Linked DNA regions of Homo sapiens: region 2 is linked to region 1. A link is a loop called in an ENCODE intact Hi-C map of the cell type or tissue named here. Cell type or tissue: PC-9. All regions are shown on one strand. Region 1 overlaps MCU (mitochondrial calcium uniporter). Region 2 holds the start of MIR4676 (microRNA 4676).

Evidence for each region. Hi-C counts contacts between places; a loop is a spot of excess contacts. Peaks named below come from ENCODE experiments on the same cell type or tissue, not always from the same donor. Only the 100,000 strongest peaks of a DNase experiment are listed, where the experiment ranks them.
Region 2: a loop joins it to region 1, with 1.9 times the contacts of the local background. A loop is called at or near these places in 4 of 110 quality-filtered maps.

The regions. Positions count from the first base shown.
Region 1 is chr10:72,797,948-72,805,947 of GRCh38, reverse strand. The region is part of intron 1 of MCU (mitochondrial calcium uniporter); the gene reads right to left. Among named protein-coding and RNA genes, the nearest start is that of MIR4676, 81 kb to the right of the region's middle. In PC-9, no CTCF peak of the experiment used is centred here; no DNase peak of the experiment used is centred here; H3K27ac peaks cover 2,990 bases.
Region 2 is chr10:72,716,913-72,724,912 of GRCh38, reverse strand. The region is part of intron 1 of MCU (mitochondrial calcium uniporter); the gene reads right to left. MIR4676 (microRNA 4676) reads right to left here and starts at 3,884; the gene lies at 3,813-3,884. In PC-9, no CTCF peak of the experiment used is centred here; a DNase peak (open chromatin) is centred at 4,782; H3K27ac peaks cover 2,160 bases.

The sequences.
Region 1 (8,000 bases):
AGACCTCATTCAATTACCACCTCCTTGATAACTAGAATAGGTCAAATCCCTTATGAAATGCTCTTAAAGTTTTCTTCACATCTCTCTTCTAAGTGCTTATGAAATTAAAATTCTATATTTAATCGTGAGATGATCAGTGTTTGTTCATCTACTAGACTGTTGCTCTATGAAAGCAGGAAGTGCCTGTACATAACAGACTCTCAATAAATATTTATTAGATGGGTAAATATATAGATGACTAGCAAATTCCACAGGGACTTTCTATAGCACAGTTGAATTGGTTTATTCAACAAATAAATGGCAAGGGGGAAAAAAAGGGGGTAAACTGTAAGCAAAGGATTGGGTTCTCATTGACACCTTATCAAAATGGAAGTTCTCTGTCATCAGAAATATACTAGGGCAGCCGGGTGAGGTGGCTCACACCTGTAATCCCAGTACTTTGGGAGGCTGAGGTGGGCGGATTGCCTGAGCTTGGGAGTTCAACCACCCTGGACAATATGGTGAAATTCTGTTGTCACTAAAATACAAAAAATTAGCTGGGCATGGTGGCAGGCACCTGTAGTCCCAGCTACACGGGAGGCTGAGGCATGAGAATCACTTGAACCCAGGAGGCAGAGGTTGCAGTAAGCCAAGACCACACTGCTACACTCCAGCCTGGGCAACAGAGCGAGACCCTGTCTCCAAAAAAAAAGAAGAAAGGAAAGGAAAAAGGAAAGGAAAAAGGAAAGGAAAGGAAAGGAAGAAAGGAAGGAAGGAAGGAAGGAAGGAAAGAGAGAGAGAGAGAGACAGAAAGAAAGAAAGAAAGAAAGAAAGAAAGAAAGAAAGAAAGAAAGAAAGAAAGAAAGAGAAAGAAAGAAAGAAAGAAAGAAACAAACTAGGGCCAGGTGAGGTGGCTCATGCCTGTAATTCCACAACTTTGGGAGGCAGAGGCAGGAATATCACTTGAGTCTAGCAGTTTGAGAGCAGCCTGGGCAACCAGCAAATCCTCATCTCTACAAAAAATAAAAAATTAGCCAGGCCTGGTGGCACACACCTGTAGTCCCAGCTACTTGGAAGGCTGAGGTGGCAAGATCGCTTGGGCCTGGGAGATTGAGGCTGCAGTGAGCTGTGATCACACCACTGCACACAGCCAATCAATCAATCAACCAATAAGTAAGAAGAAATTTATCGGCTAAGACGTGGATACAATTACAATGCAACATACTTTGTTTTCATTTTTGTTGGGAATCACACAAAATAGAACTGATACTCTTCTGTGTGCATTAATACTACAATGACTGTGACTGTATGTGAATTTGCCAGTTTTTTTGCATGTGATCTACAACAAAAAAACAAATTTCAATCAACTATGTTAGGAAAAAGGCTGAATTAGGTTTATTCTCTATAAGAAATTATATTAGAAAATCTTTGTCACATGAAGAAGTGATCAAAGAGTATGAAGACAAAGCAGGAACAAAAAGTATTATAGAAGTGTATCAGGTAATTAATTAAAATGTTTTGTTTTTCTTCTGGATTTTGTGGTATTTGAGCCATTTGTTGACTTTAAAAATAGGTAAATTGTCCGAGCGTGATGGCTCACTTCTGTAATCCTAGTATTTTGAGAGGCCAAGGCGGGCAGATCACCTGAGGTTGGGAGTTTGTGACCAGCCTGGCCAACATGGTGAAACCCTGTCTCTACTAAAAATACAAAAAAATTTGCCAGATATGGTGGTGGGCACCTGTAATCCCAGCTACTTGGGAGGCTGAAGCACGAGAATCACTTGAACCCAGGAGGTGGAGGTTGCAGTGAGCCAAGACTGTGCCATTGCACTCCAGCTTGAGTGAGAGACTCTGTCTCAAAAAAAAAAAATGTAAATTGTTGGCACTCTTATTTTATATATATATATATATATATATATATATATATATATATATATATATATATATATATTTACTTACATTCCAAAAACAAAGAGAAGGATCCTACAGATTAAGAAAGAATACAATGTCTGGTCCTTGTTTGGATTCCATTTAAAATGAGCTAAGTGTAAATTTATGGGACAATCAGAAAAATTTAAACATGACTAGATATTCTATGATATTAAAAATACTGTTAATATTTTTAGATTTAATTATGGTATTGTGGCTACCCTTACATGTCAGAGAAATATATTGAAGTATTTACAGAAAAACAATAAATAATTTCCATAAAACAATCCAGTATTTTGTGTGTGTGCAAAAAAATGAGTGGGGGTAAAAATGAAATAAGATAGGCTATGTGTTGGTAACTGATGAAGTTAGGTACTGGGTACATGGGATTCATTAAACCATTACTCCAACTTTCATAAAGGTTTTCAACTTTCATAATAAAATATTAAGAAGAATATGAAATGGAAGTTTATTACAAAAAAAATTGGAGAACAGAAACTGAAAAGCCTTTAAAAACAGAAGCCTTTTCTCAGACTTTACAGCTTGCATAAATAAATTAATAGCAGAGGACACTACTGCAGAACAAATTAAACAGGCCAGATTTTTGAGTTTGGAATTTTTTCTTTGTGGCAAGCATTTGTCAATTGTTTCTATTTCTGCATTTTTAAATGAAAGTTCTGTAGCTCCTCAGGCTCACTGAGTATCACAATAGGCAAGCAGAAGATGGGGGAAAATGAGAGCCAACTGGATGAAGAAATACAAGAAAAATTCAAGGAGAATTGTTGCTGATTTTGTGAAGAAATCATTTCTTAAAAAAAAAATACAAGCAGGAAAAAGAAACAACAAACCATCTACTGTATGAGCTATATTCTCCTCCACAATAATAAAAGCCAAAATGGATTACCCAGATGGAAAAACCCACGTAATTTTGCTCCTGAAAATTATTCTGTTTTAAGCCTATCTTCTCTTACAATAAAATCCACAAAGGAGAAGAGGAGAAAAGGAGTATTAGTCTATTTTCGGTGAAATACAGAAACAATGAGTCATGAGTAATACGTGAAATAAGATACAATTCTTTTGGTACACGATCTAATGTCTGTACAGGGAATGAAACCACTGTTGGTTAAACTATAGTGAAATGCTACTCAACATAATTACTCAGGAGTTGCAAATATTTCAAAGTAAGTTTGAGTGGTGATGTTTTTGTAAAGGATTTAACAGATTTACCAGATCATCTTTCATATAGAATAAGGGGATATACATATAAACAAATATTGTTTTAGTGTTCAAATAAAGGCATAAAACACAAACCAGAAAGTGAAGCTTTAAGGATTATACAAAGGAATAGTGTTCTATTTGCCTTTTAAAGCAAAGGCTGAATATTTTGTATGTATATACACACTGAATATATTTCAGCAAGGCAGGCTCTGAGAGCAGTGGCTATCCAATGGTCTACAATGGATAAGTATTTATCTTTACCATAAATTTCCTTTTGCTCAGTTTCTGATGAAATTACAAATTTGTCAGCCTTGTTCTTGTCAGTTTTATTGGAGAACTTTTAAGACATCATTCAGAAGCTCTAGCCAGAGTGGTTAGCTCTGAGTCACTCATCTTTTTTTTTTTTTTTTTTAAAGAAAGCTCAAACAGCGCTCATTTATATTTCAATTAAGTACAATATTATTTTTAAATGAAAACGAGGCTAATAAAATTTGTCTTGTTTATTCTTTATCCCTACTCTATACTTTACTGAATCAAAAGACTCACCGAAAATGCTAAAGCTACTGAAGCAATGATAGATGATCGTTTAAAAGGAGGCAGGGAAAATCCTCAGGAACACTACAAACCTGCCCCTCCAGAACCATGTGCCTCCTGAAGAGGTACAAGTTAAACCTAGAAGGACAGCAGGAAATGCCTGTTGTCCTTCAGGACAGAATGGATGAACCTCTCAATAGTGGAAGTTTCCAGTTTTGTGTTGAACGCTTGGTATCACAATTCCTCAAAGACCACATAGGTGGCTTAAAGGAAATGCCACACAAATGTGTAAAAACACAATTAAGAGTTACCTAGGTCTGGGCACAGTGGCTAGCACCTATAATCCTAGCACTTTGGGAGGCCGAGGTGGGTGGATTGCTTGAGCTCAGGAGTTCAAGACAAACCAGGGCAACATGGCAAAACCCCGTCTCTACCAAAAATACAAAAACTTAGCCAGGCATAGTGGTGTGTATCTGTGGTCTCAGTTACCCGGGAGGCTGAGGCAAGAGGTTCGCTTGAGCCTGGGAGGTAGAGGTTGCAGTGAGCCAAGATCACACCACTGCACTCCAACCTGGGTGACAGAATGAGACCGCGTATTAAAAAAAAAAAAAAAGAAAAAAAGAGTTACCTAGTTACCTTGAACCTAGACTCATCAGGAAACAGGATGTTAGAATGAAGTAGCAATTTTAAAGAAAACAAACTGGCAAAGAATTATCAAAAATAATCTGAGAAGTCTGTGGGTCAGAGTCAGTCCAAGCCTCTCAAGCAGAAGTAGGGTTTATGTGAAGAACATGAAACTACAGTCAGAAGGGTAAAGTTCTAATGTTAGCTCCAGTACTGGCTGGCACTTACATTCACTACACTGTACCTATAAAATCAACAGAACCAATTACTAACTTTAAAAAATACTTTCAGCAAAAAAAAAAAAAAAAAAGAAAGCATTATGAGTTAATACTATCTAGGAAATTATGTAATCAATGAGAACCTCTCATCACCTCCATTTCTACAGCACTTTAACCAAATACTTACCTTAATAGGTGATAGTGTATAATAACACGAAAAGTACTATAAATTTTCTAGAGAACACTGCCCAAAGTACTATGAATATGGCCTCTACCTATCCCCACCCCCACAAATTAGTGAAAATACACTAAAATTTTTGGTTTCTCACTTCAGTGAAACTTTTTTATTTTAAGAGACAGGGTCTCACTCTATCGTTCAGGCTGGGGTGCAGTGGTGCAATCAATCATAGCTCACTGTAGCCTCAAACTTCCGGCCTTCCACCTCAGCCTCTCAAGTACCTAGGACTACAGGTGTGTTCCACCATGCCCAGCGAATTTTTTAATTTTTTTGTAGAGACAGGGTCTTGCTATGTTGCCCAGGCTGGTCTCGAACTTCTGGCCTCACAAACTGTTGAGATTAAAGGTGTGAGCCACCGTGCTAGGCCTCAGTGAAACTATTTAAAAAATAATCCAACACCTTAGATTGTGTACTTCATTGTGTGTAAATTATATCAATTAAAAATGCATGACGGCAAGGTTAAAAAAGATCATCCAAACACAAATGAATTCAAAAATTTCTTTAGGAAGGCACAGCTCTCTCTTGTATTCAGTATTCTGTTACAGGATGTTTGCTTTTGTTATCAGTGATTCTCAGCCTTTCAAATTGAAAGAACAATTCAGAGGCTGTAATCTACAGACAGGGTTTTTGGAAGATATATGGACTCATTAAGTCATTCAGTAAATAAATCTTGATACATGACCAACAGGCTTTTCCATCTGTTTTGCATTACCGGTTGAGTATTCTCTATCTAAAATCCTTGGGACCAAAAGTGTTTCAGATTTCAAAATTCTTTGGATTTTGAAATATTCTCTCACACATATTGAGATACTTTGGGAATGGGACCCAAATCTAAACACAAAATTCATTTATGTTTCATATACACCTTATACACATAGGCTAAAGATAACTTTATACAATATTTTAAATAACTGTGGGCAGGAAACAAAGTCTATACACTGAACCATCAGAAAGCAAAAGGTTTCAACTATCTCGGCCACCATGTGGACAATTTGTGGTTGTTTGGCATCACCATCATGCTGTGCTTGGAAAAGACACATCGCAACTGGAAGGCACTGGGGGGAGGGTCTTTTTGCCTTAAGATCCCTGAACAAACTGTGTGTTGTGTTCCTGCGTTTTGACTGCAGCATGTTACATGAGGTCAGGTGTGAAATGTTCCACTTGGCATGTCATGTCAGCACTCAAGAAGTTTTGGATTTTGGAGCATTTCAGATTTTGGATTTTTGAATTAGAGATGCTGAACTTGTATTTGTCAAGACTGATTATTAATAAATGAAATAATAGGAACTGTAATCATCCAACCAAATGTTATATGTCTAATATGTTTCAAAAGCAATGTATTATTACTTATCAGATATTATTTGTGATCCTTAAAATATGAATAGGTAATTCGTAAAATAAGAAATACAAATGGCCAATGACATAAAAAAAAGTTTAATCTTAATAATAATGACATTTATTAAAAACAATGACATGGGTTTTGCTTTACCTTTTTTTTTCTATCAGATGAGAAAAGATTAGAGAGATTTAGCAGTATCTAATGTGAACTCTTAGCCCCAAAAATTCTGTTTACAAAAAATGTTCTGAGTTGGGCATAGTGGCATGTACCTGTAATCCCTGCTACTCAGGAGGCTGAGGAGGGAGGATCAGTTGAACCCAGGAATTCAAGTACAGCCTGAGCAACATAGTGAGACCGCATCTTGTTTAAAAAAAAAAAAATGTTATATATTGAAATTGTCACGAGTACACAAAGCTAGGAGTGCTTACAGAGAACAGCTTTGTGAAGGCTGGAACTTAACATTTGTTTACCACAGTTTTCAACACCAAAAATAGTGCTTGGCACACAGCAGGTAATCATTAAATATTTATTAAATGAATGAATGTTCACTGTAATACTATTAATTATAGTGAATATTTGGAAATCATCTAATAAATTATATCAATACAATGAAAACTACATAGCTTTTAAAAAGAATCAGGTTGAGGCCGGGCGTGATGGCTCACGCCTGTAATCCCAGCATTTTGGGAGGCTGAGGCGGGTGAATCACAAGGTCAGGAGTTCGAGACCAGCCTGGCCATATGGTGAAACCCCGTCTCTACTAAAAATACAAAAATTAGCTGGGCGTGGTGGCGGGCGCCTATAGTCCCAGCTTCTCGGGAGGCTGAGGCAGGAGAATCGCTTGAACCTGGGAGCCGAGATCAGGTCACTGCACTCCAGCCTGAGTGACAGAGTGAGACTCCGTCTCGAAAAAATAAAAAATAAAAATAAAAGAATCAAGTTGATCCACATACACAACTGTCAAAGTATATTACAGAATCTTAGGTATAAAAATTAAGTTATAAAATTAAATATAGTTTGATTTTATATTCAAAATATACAGTATGATTCTATACTTTAGATTAAATTATATCCACACATTGTATATGCACTGAGAAAAGTCTGAAAGAATGTATATCAAACTGCTAATGAGAGGGCTTTCACTTTTTGCTCTGTAACACTTCTGTATTATTTTGACTTATAAACAACACATACTACTCCAGTAAGAAAAGATTTCTAAAAAAAAACAAGAAAAACAACAACAACTAAATACATATAGAAAAAAAGTCCTGAGAGGAGCATACAAAATGCTAGGATTACGCCTGTAATCCCAGCACTTTGGGAGGCTGAGGCGGATGGATCACGAGGTCAGGAAGTCGAGACCAGCCTGGCCAGCATGGTGAAACCCTGCCTCTACTAAAAATACAAAAATTAGCCGGGCATGGTGACATGCACCTGTAATCCCAGCTACCTGGTAGGCTGCGGCAGGAGAATTGCTTGAACCCAGGAAGCAGAGGTTGCAGTGAGCTGAGATTGCGCCACTGCACTCCAGCCTTGGCAACAGAGCGAGACTCCATCTCAAACAAACAAACAAACAAATAGTGGGCACCTTTGGATGTTGGGATTATGGGTATTTTTTCCCCATTTATGCATTCAGTTTAGTAAAACTATCCCACTGAGTAATTTTTCTGCCTTTACGTGTTATGTACAGTTTTATTTTCTTTGTATGCATTATAGGCACATTTTTCCTTATGCATTTATGTATTGTCCAAATTTTATACATCATTGAGTATGTATTACCTCTGTAATAGAGCAGAATAATTAAAAAATTTTTGAACCTCAATATATTGAACTATATATTAGTACTTTTTTTTGGTCAATCTGAAGCTCATGGAAGTTAGATAATGTACAAGGTCTAACAGCTATTAAGGGGCTATCTAAA
Region 2 (8,000 bases), 81 kb after region 1:
CCCCAAAGATTCGTTTATTCAACACTAAGTGCTTATTTTGTGCAATGAACTGGGGAAAAGGCTGGCATCTCCTTCCCAATAACAAATCTAGTAACGAAGAATCCATCTATTCCAAAGGATTTCCATTCCATTTTGAAGCTGATCTAATAAGAGAAAATTCTTCCATATGCTGAGCTGCAATTTGCTTCTCCATAAAGAGAAGGAATAAATCTAATCTAACCTTCATCCACATAGCTGTCTTCAAATATGTTCAGGACTAATACTGTATTTACTTGGCAACATTTACAGGTAGTTCCCTACTTTCATATATAATACAGCCCTTTAAATGTGCCTAAGAGTTGAATGTCCAGATTCAGACTTAAAGGACTTAAAATGTTAAAAAGTGACAAACTTGTGGGGGAGGGGGTGGTGGTAGAAATGCAGTTAAAATCACAAAGGATTAGTTTCCCTAATATACAAAGAACTCCCACAAATTACAAAGAAAAAGACCAACATCTCTATGAGAGTTAAGGAACATGAGTTTTAGTTCACAGCAAAGGGAAAGACAGTACTTTTAAAAGAATCTCACTTCACTTATACGAGAAAAACATATTAAAGCTTCATTGAGATACCATTTTTTCACCAGTCAGAAAGTTTAGTACCACATTGTATTGGCAAAGATGTAAGCAGAGAGTAATTCTGATACCTTCTACTTCAAGGAATACATTCTATAAACTCATACACAAGCAATGATGAATGCACAAGGTTATTCACCATAGCAATGCAAATAACTGCAAAAGACTGGAAACAACATACATGTGTAATAGGGAATTGATTTTTTAAAAATATAGTATATCTACATAACTATATTAAAGAATCACAAGCTATTTCTTAATATTCTTGATGAGCAAATCTAGAGACAAAAGGATGGGCTTTCCAATGACCTTAGAAGAATCTGACAGTTTGTGTTAAACGTTCTCGAAGATACCATCTGAAACAGATGGACTTTTAAAGATGTTCTGAATAACATTATTAAAATTTGTGGCTGTTACTTGTGAGTGTAAAAGAACATGGTGAGGGCGGTAACCTATTCTATCTGCAGAGCAACAAACTACAAAAGTCATCAGGTGAAAACGAGGAAAGAATGTTTACCTTTAAAATCCTCAAATGTGCTACCAAAAAATATATATATTTTGAAAAGCACGTTGCAAGCACAAATACTGATACAGCCACTCTGGAATATTATGCTGCCATTAAATGTGTATGACAAGTTTGTTAAATATTTGGTATAATGCTGAGCAAAAAAAGCAAAATATAGTTACATGGGTTTTTTTCTTCTTTGAGTCATCTTCGATGGTAAGTTATATGGTTTTATGTTGTATATAAAGATGACCTATTCTTTTATCAAAGCAAGATGAATTCCATTAAAAAATGTCTAAAAGGAAATACATAAAAATGTTAACAATGGTTGTCTCTGAGTAGCACTTTTTCTTTCTTCCATTTTTCTGTACATCTCAATTTCTATGATAAAAGATTTAGTACTTTTATCATAGAAAGAAATTTTTTAAAAATGAATGATTCTGAATATGTTAGAAAAAATAAGAATCATAGCATCATATATAGAACAGAAAACTAAGTTTATTAATTTAATCTTCGTTCTGACAAATTTGCTAATTTTTAAAAACTTAGCTGCAAAAAAAAGACTAGATAATAAACATTTTCTTTTTTTCTTTTTTTTAAGACAGAATCTCGCTCTGTCGCCCAGGCTGGAGTGCAGTGGCCCAATCTCGGCTCACTGCAAGCTCCGCCTCCTGGGTTCATGCCATTCTCCTGCCTCAGCCTCCCAAGTTGCTGGGACTACAGGCACCTGCCACCACACCCAGCTAATTTTTTGTATCTTTAGTAGAGATGGGGTTTCACCATGTTAGCCAGGATGGTCTTGATCTCCTGACCTCATGATCCACCTGCCTCAGCCTCCCAAAGTGCTGGGATTACAGGCGTGAGCCACCACACCCAGCCAAAAATAAACATTTTCTGAAGATAACAGTAATAGAATAAAGGAAATTAAGCTTTGATAAGGAAAAGGGACTTTTTCTCCCATGTCCAGTAGTCTTGAGAAAAGAAATAATGCAAATTTTATTTAAAATGTCACCCAAGAAAGTAACAAAAGGCCTCATAAAAAAGAAACAGATTTTGTCTCTATTTCTTAATCATCTAACAGGAAGAAGTAGCAACTTTCAGTGCAAGCTACTCTCTTCTTTGACTTATAAATCAAACTCCCCCCAAAAATGGGTTGTCAAAGTTACCCCTGAAAAATTAATTTTTAAAAAGTAACTATAGCTATCATGTTTTCAACTCTGGTTACACTAGAATTTTGCTTGTAAAAATAGTTGCATGTTAAAAAAAAAAAAAGAAAGAAAGAAAAAAGTGCCAATAACTACAACTCAATCTTGTTACCTCACTGTAATATTAGCTATGCCTAGACTAAGTCAAGCGGGAGGTTAAAGTTCCTTAATAAAACAGAAAAGAAAAAGAAACAGCTGAGGTTAAGGGGAAAAGGTGGCATCTAGTTCATAAGAAGTCATGTACCTTTTTTTTTTTTTTTTTTTTTTTTTTTGAGATGGAGTTTCACTCTTGTTGCCCAGGCTGGAGTGCAAAGGTGCAATCTCCGCTCACTGCAATCTCTGCCTCCCGGGTTCAAGTGATTCTCCTGCCTCAGCCTCCCAAGTAGCTGGGATTTAAGTGCCCACAGCTTTTTCTAATTATAATAAACAGTATGTTATACTAATCTACACGTTAATATTTATACCAAGAATTCCCTATAAACCCAATTTATCTTCAAATAAAGTGTATAAATTCCATTGTTTCATAACTTAGCACAGATCTTCAAACCCACAATGATGTTACTGTGAGAACAATATACTATCAAATGTACACTTAACCATAAATATTGTTGCATTCCCCATAAGGAGCCTAAGTGGATAGTAATTCAAGTTGCAATTACCAATAAGAGGCCCAAACTGATTTGTTTATATGTATCACAGATATTTTCGTTTCAAACAAAATGAAATGCTTCTTTTTAAGTCTCAACAGCAAATATAACCATTATGCCCACCCACAGATGACATTGCCTAGAAATAGCAGTAATGCATCACTACAGCAAGGCACTAGATGACTACAAAAACACTGTAGTGTATATTAAAATCATCTCAGAACAACCAATAAAATAAAATTTTCATGCAAGGAGATCATGGAAGACCTTACTGAGAATATAATATTTCAGCAGAGACTCAAGAGGGAAAAGAAATAAGAAAACCTGTATATATTCAGGAGAAAAGCATTCTAATGATAGAAAACTGCAGTGCAAAAATCCTATGAGGTAGGTGCATGTTCAGCATGTTTGAGGAATAGCAAGGAGGTCAGTATCACAAAATGGAGTGGGCAAGAGGGAAAGTGGCAGCAGATGGGAGTCAGACGGGGAGCCAAATGTTCAACAGTGATGTGCTGAAGCCGATATTGACTGGGGAGCAGATTGCTGTACATTCTAGAACTTTGAATCAGCCAGAGTGGGAGTAATTATACCAGTAAAACAGGCAAATGCTACAAATCAGAACCTTTTCCCCCTCCAGAGAGCCAGTTTATTGTCACTACCTGTAGGCCCCTTGAAGAACTTTGTCTTTTACTGAGTGAGATCAGAAGCTACTGAATAAGTCTCCTTCTGCCTGATGTCATCATTCCCACTGCTGAATTACGACCAGAGGTAAGAAAGAACAAAAGCAGGGAGACTAATTAGAAAGCTGTTAATATAATCTAGGTGAGATACATTGTTAGCATGAACCAAAGAGCCAGTGGTGAAACAGTGAGAAGTAATCAACTCACTGTCTCACCACTGGCTCTTTCATTCAGGCTCTGGATATAAAGAACTATTCTTACTTGGATCAGTATGTAGCAACAATTACTAAGCTTCCTGTCTAGAAATCAGTATCTAACTCTAACCTAAACATGTCATTCCTGGTTCTGAATTAAGACTGTTAGTTGGATGTATAAAGTACTTCAAGAAGCTCAAATAACCAGGAGTCTTAGATGCACGTTACATATCTTCAGCTATTAAGGGTTCTATTATCATTTCAATTGATCAACATATACATTTGTTGAACATCTATTATAAGACACTGCAGAGAATACAAGTAAAATCTGTAATCCAAGCCCTTTCCTCAAGGAGGTTACAATCTGAAGTTTAAACTAAAGCATCCGTATATAAAAAGATAGATTCAACACAATGGAAGTATAAAATGTGTGGCAGGGCTAAGGAGTATTCTATAAATTGGAAAGGAGAAGGAAGAAGTCACTGAACAGATAGGACTTGAGCTGTGCCTTGAAGGATGGATAGAGTGAGATGATGAGAAAGGAACAAACGGAACAAGTCAGGGCCTAATAGTCAGTGGATCTGCAAAGTGAAAGGGCTAAGAAAAAGGTGGGAATGCACTTGGTGATTAAGGAGTAATCTATTCATGGCATTCAGGAGCATGGGGAGACAGAGGTTACAACTGGGAAGTATGCAGACATATACCTGAATTCCTAATTCCATCACTTACTAGCTTGAGCAAGTTACATAGAACCTTCCTGTCTTTATTTCTTCAGCAGTAGAAATTATAGTACCTACTTTATAGGACTGGTGCACAGAATAAATGAAATAAAATCATGTATGTATGGCATGTCACACAACCTGAAAGTTAGTAAGCAGTCACTGGTTATCAGAAACATTATTGGCCAGGCACAGTGACTCATGCCTGTAATCCCAGGCCATAGTGGAAGGATTGCTTGAGGCTAGGAGTGCAAGACCAGCTGGGCAACCTAGTGAGACCTTGTCTCTCCAAAAAAAAAAATTTAATTAGATGGGCGTAGTATTTTGCACCTGTAATCAGTCCCAGTTACTCAGGAGGCTGAAGTGGGAGGGTCACTTGAGGCCAGGAGCTCAAGACCAGCCTGTGCCACACGGCAAGACTCCCATCTCAATCAATCAACTAATCAATCAATAAAAATGATTGGGAAGTGGCAATGGTTAATGGGCACAAAATAATTAAAAGAATGAATAAGACCTAGAATTGTATAGCACAACAGGGTGACTATAGCCAATAATAATTTAATTGTATATTTTAAAATAACTAAGAGAATATAATTGTATGTTTGTAATATAAAGGATAAATGCCTGAGGTGATTTATCCTCAAGTCACTGGAAAAACCAAAAGTGACAATAAGAAAAATCACAAAAAGAGCTCTGTTTGGGAAGAAAATTCTACATTCTGGTTATGTTAAGTGATACCTTAAAGCCAAAAGAACATGTAAAATACACACACAACCAAGACTACAGCTCACTTGCTGATGTAACAATCAGTGGGAAGGAACACATACCAGCACTCGTAAACACATGAATATTCCAAATGCACAACTATTTGACCGATCATTCTTTACTGTACTAAAAGAATACCTGAACGTTTTGACTTGGTGAATCAAAACAGACCAAAAGGAAAAGATGTCCTTCTTTGGGGCATCTCAAAAACCTGGTTACAATAACAACAGATTATTAACATCAGCTACTTTATTCTTCTTATAATACAAATAAGACTAAGACTGTAACAGCTCCAGTAACATAATGGTACCTTGATAATCCTATAATTCTGACAGCATATATTCTAAGATAAAAGGTTCATTTGCTCAACTGGTTCTCTACATATCCTTTAAATGTTAACAGTGAAATGCTGTGTGTTTTCCAGAATTGCTAATACTTTTAATACTTTTTGTATATACTTTCTGAATAACATGTAAATGAAAAAGTATAAACTTGATAATTTTTTCACAAAATGAACCCACCCATGTAACCAATGCCTAAACCAAGAGACAGAACATTACTAGCACCCCAGGAGCCCCCTTCATACCCTCTGTCAAACACTTTCCCCAAACCCCCAACAAAGGTGATCAGTCTCCTGACTTCTGACACTATTGATTAGTTTTACCTGCTTTTGAATTCATATAAATGGAATCATACACTGTTAGTGTCTGGCTTCTTTTGTTCATCATATTATTTGTGAGAACCATGCATTTTTATATGTAGTTGTAACCTGTTCATTCTGATCACTGTTCAATACTCATTATGTGGTTATGTCACAAATTATATACTTATTCTACTGTTGATGGGCACTTGGAAAATTCCAGTTTGGACTATCAGTCCTGCCATGAACATTTTTGTCCAGGTCTTTTGGTGAATATAGATAGACACATAATTCTGTTTTGTATAAACCTAGAAATGGAACTCCTGAGTCATAGGGCATGCATGTGTTCAACTTTTGTAAATAACTAATGAACTTTTAAGGAATAAATATTTTTAAATCTTCATAGGGAAATATGAATGATTAATAGATTCATCAGAAGGTATGGACTCCAAAACTACTTTCAGCGGGAAAAAACTTATTGACGTAGGATAGTTGATCCACATCATTCCCAAAGGAGGCAATTTACTTTAGAATATTTTCACCAGCAATTTAGCATATGATACTTAATGACAGAAGTAACCAAATCCATCTTGTCCTTTCTGAAATTGATGATGCTAAAATTTAGAAACAATTGAAGAGCCATTACTATCAATAAGATAAAGTAACAATTTTTTTTCCCAACACCTAACAGGAGAATATAAACATTACAAGTCCAAACTTTGCCTGTTGTACTCATTTAAATAGACTCTTGGAAATTGAAAGGGACTTCAGAACTAGCCTAACCTTCAGGTGATCATATAAATGTCTCCTATTTCAACGAACATGCTAATAAAAATTCCTTTAATCCAAGAACAGAAAAAGAACACTAGGCAAAAACTAAGGGAATCTGAATACAGTATGGACTTTAGTTAATAATAATGTATCAAGATTGGTTTGTTAATTGTAACAAATGTACCAAAGTAATGTAAAATGTTAATAATAGAAGAAGGTGAGGGATATATGGGGATTCTGTGTAAGATCTTTGCCATTTTTTTGTAAATCTAAAACTGTTCAAAAATAAAATTTATTTTTAAAAGTCCAATTAAAACTCTGCAACATAATCTACAGATTGTAATACACCTGCTAAACTCCTTTCAAAACGCAATCCAGATGCACTTTTAAAGCTGTTAGACACACATACCCACACACACATACACAAATATACTTTCTATCTATGGTCTTAGATACATAGATATATGAGGAAAGCATTCTATCTATGCCAATTTTAGTTTTGCTCCTAGCTTCAAAATTATGAACAAGGCTCTAACTTCTTTTTTTATTCCATCTAAGCCAACCTTTCTGAGTATATACTATAAGCACTTAGTGACTCATTAAGAAGCAATCCCGGCTGGGCACAGTGGCTCACACCTGTAATCCCAGCACTTTGGGAGGCTGAAGCGGGTGGATCACCTGAGGTCAGGAGTTTGAGACCAGCCTGGCCAACATGGTGAAAGCCCGTCTCTACTAAAAGTACAAAAATTAAGCGGGCGTGGTGGCGGGCGCCTATAACCCAGCTACTTAGGAGGCTGAGGTAGGAGAATTGCTTGAACTCGGGAGGTAGAGGTTGCAGTGAGCCGAGATCGTGCCACTGCACTCCAGCCTGCGCGACAGAGCGAGACTGTATCTCCAAAAAAAAAAAAAGAAGCAATCCCCTAGTTATCTTCAAACAATAAAAGCATCCAAACTCCAATTAAGACCGATACTCTTAACAACCATATCTTTGTGGTTTAAATCATTGAGTCTTTGCTTTTACTTCAGGGGCAAAAAAAAAAAAAAAGAGAGAGAGAGAGAAAGGAAATAGACTGTGCACCTTTCAAATAGTAGGGAAAACAAGCATCGCCTAATATGTTGTGAGACCTAGCAAAAGGAACCCTAGGAAAGGAGGCAGGAGACCTACCCTCTGATTTCAGTAGTAGAACACTGATTTGCTCTGTGATCCTTGAATAACTCTGGTCCTCAATTTCCATTACCCTGACTGGTATTTTAACTGTA